2 separate regions of the Homo sapiens genome follow, and region 2 is linked to region 1. The links are chromatin loops, found by intact Hi-C in ENCODE. Cell type or tissue: PC-3. All regions are shown on one strand. Each heading gives the region's core, and the rest is flanking DNA. Links, peaks and the distances in the headings are about the cores only.

Region 1 (2,917 bases), core at 236-2,735:
GTGAATTTACAGAAAATCCCAGCTTAAAGCCCAAGTCTCTTAACTGCTGGCTCCTATCACTGTAATAACAGAAATGGGAAAAAGAAACAACTAGAGAGAAAGGAAGGAGAGTGGGGACACAATCTCCCTTCCCCCTCTCCCAGGCTGTGGCAGGCAGCCAACTGGAGCTTTCTGCATATTTAATTTAAATCTTTGTCTGCCCTGGCAAGGACAAAGTACAATCTGTTTTATGTAAAAAGTCTTCCCTGAGGAAAGCCTCGGCCTCCAGCTGCGAAACTGATTGATGTTCTTCAAGTCCCCAGGAAGCTCTGCTGGGATCCGAGGTTGCGGTTTCCAAAAAAAGAGTCTGTGAAAAGGAAGCACTGAAAACAACAACAACAAAATTTCCTTTATTGTGTTTCTCTCAACCTGGGAGAATTAGACTAAAACAAGGAGGGGGGTGTTGGGACATGCAAATACAGACTGTATTTTAAAAGCAGATTTCAGAGTCCCAGATGGGAGGGGTTTGGGATGGCAAGCTGCTGCCAGAGGGAGACTGGAGTCTTGTCTAGAAGCTTTATTTGCATAGCAAGCACTTTGCTTTTACTTAGATTGCCTGTTCCAATCAATAAAGCTACTAAAATGTTCTGAAGATGCTTTATCCACACTTGAGGAAAGACTGAAAGCATCAATATCCAATAGTGTCACTAGTGATGTTTTATTTGGAATGTTTGGGAAATGTTCTAATAGAGATTAAAATCCATCTTATTTTGTGGGTTTCCTGATACTGTATTTTGGAGAACCAGATCTGGGGTGGCATTTCTTGCAAAACCAAAGCCAGTTTTGAAATCCAGTCTCAGAGTCATCTCTGAATGTTTCTGGATTGTTACAGCCAGGGCATCTCCTGCCAGATTTCTGCTCCATCCCATATGACATCTACTTTAACCTGAGGCCTTATGCACAGATAGCAACACTGAAGTGCCCCCAGAAGACCCAAAGAGGGCAAGACCACTACAAAAGTTTTGAGGATGATGGAAGTTTCACCCCGGAGGACTGGTTTTTCCCACTGGTCCCTGGCCCTGCCTGGGGCAGCCCGTGTATCAGGCTGGAAGGAGGGCATGGGTGACAGTGCAAGGTTCTGCCTTCACCTTCTGGCTCAGCAGCCAAACTTCAGTGTGAAGCCAGAACAAAGCTATTGCCAGGTCAGGGCTAAGGAGCTCGAGCCTGTCTTGGGGTGGAGCCAGGACCCAGAAACCACTGCCATGAGCCACCAGCTGGCTCTGATCCCAGGAACATGTGCAGCTGCTGCACAGGCCAGACTAGTCCTGAAGACTGTCACTGTGCCAGCCCCTCCATTAGGCCTCCCGGTCTCTGCTCTCATCAGGCTCACACCCAATGCCCCGTGTGTACTTTGGCATCTGCCTGCCTTTAGATGTCCTGGGATGACTGAATAAACCTTCAGAAAAGCCATGTGACCTGCTGATTCTTATCTTTCTGGACATCACACCTTTGTTCTAAAACTCCTTAGAGGTCAAAGTGTATAGATCCAAATCTCTGAAGTTCCTTGGTATGATGAAAATGAAGGAATAAACAATTTCCCTTAACTCTGTGTGGTCTAATTTAAGGGCCTTTCATTAGTACTCACAGGAAAAACACAGGCACCATGGCAGCGGAAACAGAAATCCCTCCCCACATGCCCTGATGGTGGGGGCAAAACCCATGAATGGCCACATTCACAGCTGTTTCTAGAAGTGCTTCCTGGTATCGTGGGCATTAAGCTTCAGTAATAAAGTTAACAGCAATACAGTCATACTGGAAAAAGGTCAAAAGGAGGAAAACCTTTATTTAAAATATTATGCTGTTCTTTTTACAAACTAGGTCATCTTCTGTATCAGTAGCTATTCCTCAAGGCATTCGGTCCCACTGACCCTTTAAGAACTTATTTTAAAAAATCGGGCTGCTTCTTACCCCAATTTTGTTTCTTCCCAAATGTGTTAGGCACTCTCCAACCTGGATACAAATTCCAGCATTTTGACAAGGTGTACCTAGTCCTCTTCAGATTCTCTTATCACCAGGGAAAGGCCTGTACAACTGCTCAGTAAGCCTTGGCCGTAAGGTATGCTCCCTAATACAGAATAAAGGGCAGGATGCCACAGTGCGGCCAGCAGGCTCAGTCCCATGGAGAGCAGCCCAGTACGGCTTAAGCTGTAAAGACAAGTAAGACAAGGTCTCTGTGCTCAGGAAACTGGTAATCTAGGGGAGGCCGTGGATGTGTTGCTTAACAAGGTGATAAGTGCATGCTAGCAGTGTGAACCAAGTGCCATGGGAACTCTGAGGAAGCAATGATTAATTATGCAGGGTATGGGGATTAAAGATCTGGGAATGTTTTCCAGAGAGAGAAACAGTGGAGCTGAAACAGATGATGAGCAGGCTTTGATCATGACAAAATTTGGGGGACAGAGTGCTCAGCAAGATACATTCCAGGAAGACGCATGGTGCAAAAGTCTTCCAGACACTGAAAGCTTTTGTTACATGAAATGCTTGGAGCACAGCAGGTCATCCAGGACAGTTGGAGTTTACAGTATAAGGTGGAGGGTGACACGGAAAGACCAAATAGTTGGGTTGGGCCAGATGGTGACTCTCGGACAACCAACTCCTTGGACTTTACCCTGAAGGCAGTGGTGAAGCAGATGAAGGATTTTAAGCAACTGGCTGGGTCAAGGGTTTAGTTTGGTGTATGACAAGCAAAGTTGTCTAAAAGGGACTCTGGGAGGTCACTTGGGGTGGCTTGGACAAGCCAAGTGGAACAGGGGCTTCCCCCCTTCTCCCAGTGGGGTGGGCTGCCCTAAATTTAGCTTCCCACAGAACTGGCAGTTTCTTTCCCACCCTACTCATATGAGCTACCACTCTCCACAGTCCTCAAATCTCCAGAACTGGA
Region 2 (2,917 bases), core at 301-2,800, 160 kb after region 1:
GTTCCTAAGACAACTTATTTTCACTGATTGTAGAATCCTCTGATGAATTTTAAACCCTTGACAATTATTTGAAAAGTGCCCCTTACAAATGGTTCAGTAGCTCCCAAACCTGTCTATGTAAAATAATCAACTGGGAAGGAGGATTTTTGGCAGTAGGGCTCAAGGATCTGAATTTCTAAATTCTGCATCTTCAACAAACCAATGTGTGACAATATTATGCTTAGTTTGGTGTTGGATTAAAACTGATTATGATTAAGCAATATGTTGTCAGTACAGTACGTTGGTTAACTGGATTTTTTAAAGTAATGTGAAAGTCATTATAGGTTATCTGGACTTTTGCCACGCTCTATCCTTCACTTAGATGCAAAAATAAATGTAAGACATCATGATAAAAGAAGAGAGAGTTACAAAGAGTAGACTAAATGGTTACAAGTAGTGCAAAGTCTACTGATAACCAAGGTACCTGTGTATATTCTCCCTGTGATAAACTTCCTACATGAGTTTTTCTGCCATGGCAGCCATCAGGTAGCAAAGGTCATGCATGATCACTGCCAAAATAATATGTAATTTTTGTCTTACACAAATTTTAAGAAAAATACATTTGTTGCTAAAAATCTCTGTCAGTAGAGAATTCCCATTTAGTAAAACAATGGTTAAGTGACTAAACCTTAAAGAAAAATATGAAAATTCCATACAAGGAGAAAGAGTCAAACCCATGGGGAAAAAAACAACAACAGCCCCAAATCCTGAATTCTATAACCAAAGGTCCCCATGTTTAAAACCATGAAGGAGAGAAAAAGACAGTGGAAATTCCTTTGAAAGACTTTATGTTTTTCATAATACTCATCAAAAGCTATGAAACTTGGAATTTTCATGTTAGAGCTAAACTTAGCTAAATTGGAGCTACATTTCTAATTTTACTCCAGAGCCTATAATTTCTATTCTAAAAGGAAAGGTAAAGATGAAACTAGAGGGGAAAAAAAATCAAGCTACAGCAACTCAGACTCAAACTTCCTCATCTCCTCACTCTCTCCCCACTAGCCACGCCCCACTACAACCACAAGGGCCTACCATGTGGTAGACCCCAACAAAAAAATGTTTAGAAGAATGCTGAACTTGGAACAGAGTACACTGTAGAATCAAGGGCTACAAACCCTTGAAGCACTCCAGTAACTCAGCATCCTGTGGGTAGAGTACCACAGAATGGCTCATAGGGCTGAAAGAAGACAATGGTCCCTACAATCTACAGCACTCCACAGTTTTCCAGCTGCAATTTTTCCATCCTGATTGTCATTACACACAGAAAATTCATAGGCGAGGTAGGTGCTATTGTTCTAGTTCTACAGATGATAAAAGTAAGGCTTAGAGAGATTAATGATCTTATGAATTAAGCACATAGCAAGTGTTAAAGCCAAAACATAGAACTTCTAATTTGAAGACCTGTGCTCTTTCCTCTATACCAAAAAACTGTCCCCCAAAGAAAACCTGTATTTCATACAATGTATAGCTCATAGCAGATCCCCAATATTAACAGTTCGATGATGTCAATATTCCGAAGTTCTCTAAACAATTGTAATTCCACAGGCATACTACTGTCATATAAAAAAAATATCTGAGACCCATTTTCTGATTGTATACTAAGTCTACATAAAGGAATATGCATGTCTTTAATCAACAATCATCACACCCTTTAATTCCTATCAAATGATTACTCATGATCTGACCAATTCCTGATTCCTGAGTAACTCTTGACTCAGAGGAGTTGTTTACTTTATTTAGCCCCTTAAGCACAGGATGTGTAAAATTTGAACTTACCATTAGGCCCACTGACTTAAAGATAACGTGAAAGTTCAATTGCAATCTAAGGTTTTTTTTTTTTTTTGAGACGGAGTCTTGCTCTGTCACCCAGGCTGGAGGGCAGTGGTGCGATCTCCACTCACTGCAAGCTCTGCCTCCCGGGTTCACGCCATTCTCCTGCCTCAGCCTCCTGAGTAGCTGGGACTACAGGCGCCTGCCACCACGCCCAGCTAATTTTTTGTATTTTTAGTAGAGACGTGGTTTTACCGTGTTAGCCAGGATGGTCTCGATCTCCTGACCTTGTGATCCAACCGCCTCGGCCTCCCAAAGTGCTGGGATTACAAATAGGCGTGAGCCACCGCCCCCGGCCAATCTAAGTTTTAAAAAGCTTCTGGTGAAGAAAAAACATGTACAAACAATTGTGAAAACATTGCAAAAAATTTCCTCTCCTGAAATACATCCGTCTCTACAAATTAAAGGAGGATGAGTAAGGAAAGCCATAAACACAAATTCTACCCTATTCTGTGCAATTCATTCAGTATCACATGACCACAAAGTGAACTTCTCTAAACTGAACTCAGATATAAAATTCTGGCCAAGCCCTCCCATAGAACATTCATACCTAATGTACAGTCTAAGCTACAGTCACCTACAGGCACTTCACCAATGAGCATGAAAACGCTTCACCAGGTTAATTTAATATTTTGCTTTCAAACAATCTTTTAAGTCTCCATTAAACAATAACAGGTATCACTGACGGCATACTACATGTCAAGGCACTGTGTTTTTCTATCACTAGGGATACATCAGTGAACTTGCTATCGCTTTTTAATGAAAATTAAATTTGTGATGATTTGGAAACCAAAACATTCTATTTTCATATTTCTTAAACCACTTCCTTCATTCCATTTATTCAAATCACTCTAATACCTCCAGCATCTCCAACACAGTAATTTTTTCCCATGCCACTCCCTGTAGCTAGAACAATCTCGCTCTTCATGTTGTGAGCTCTCCCTCCTCTCAGAGCCACACTGCCTGTTTACTGTCTTTCATTAACGGGGCTTTAAAAAAAGGTTTGGTCTTCTTATTTTGTAAAGTAAGTGAACAATAACAGAAGTTA

What was found. Peaks named below come from ENCODE experiments on the same cell type or tissue, not always from the same donor. Only the 100,000 strongest peaks of a DNase experiment are listed, where the experiment ranks them.
Region 2: a loop joins it to region 1, with 9 times the contacts of the local background. A loop is called at or near these places in 4 of 110 quality-filtered maps.

What each region holds. Positions count from the first base shown.
Region 1 is chr10:63,710,828-63,713,744 of GRCh38, reverse strand. No RefSeq gene overlaps it. Among named protein-coding and RNA genes, the nearest start is that of REEP3, 190 kb to the right of the region's middle. RefSeq lists an enhancer at 1-469. In PC-3, for the core only: no CTCF peak of the experiment used is centred there; a DNase peak (open chromatin) is centred at 1,304; H3K4me3 peaks cover 494 bases; H3K27ac peaks cover 2,500 bases.
Region 2 is chr10:63,553,067-63,555,983 of GRCh38, reverse strand. All of the region lies in intron 1 of REEP3 (receptor accessory protein 3), which reads right to left. Among named protein-coding and RNA genes, the nearest start is that of REEP3, 33 kb to the right of the region's middle. In PC-3, for the core only: no CTCF peak of the experiment used is centred there; DNase peaks (open chromatin) are centred at 1,133, 1,763, 2,363 and 2,763; H3K4me3 peaks cover 2,270 bases; H3K27ac peaks cover 2,500 bases.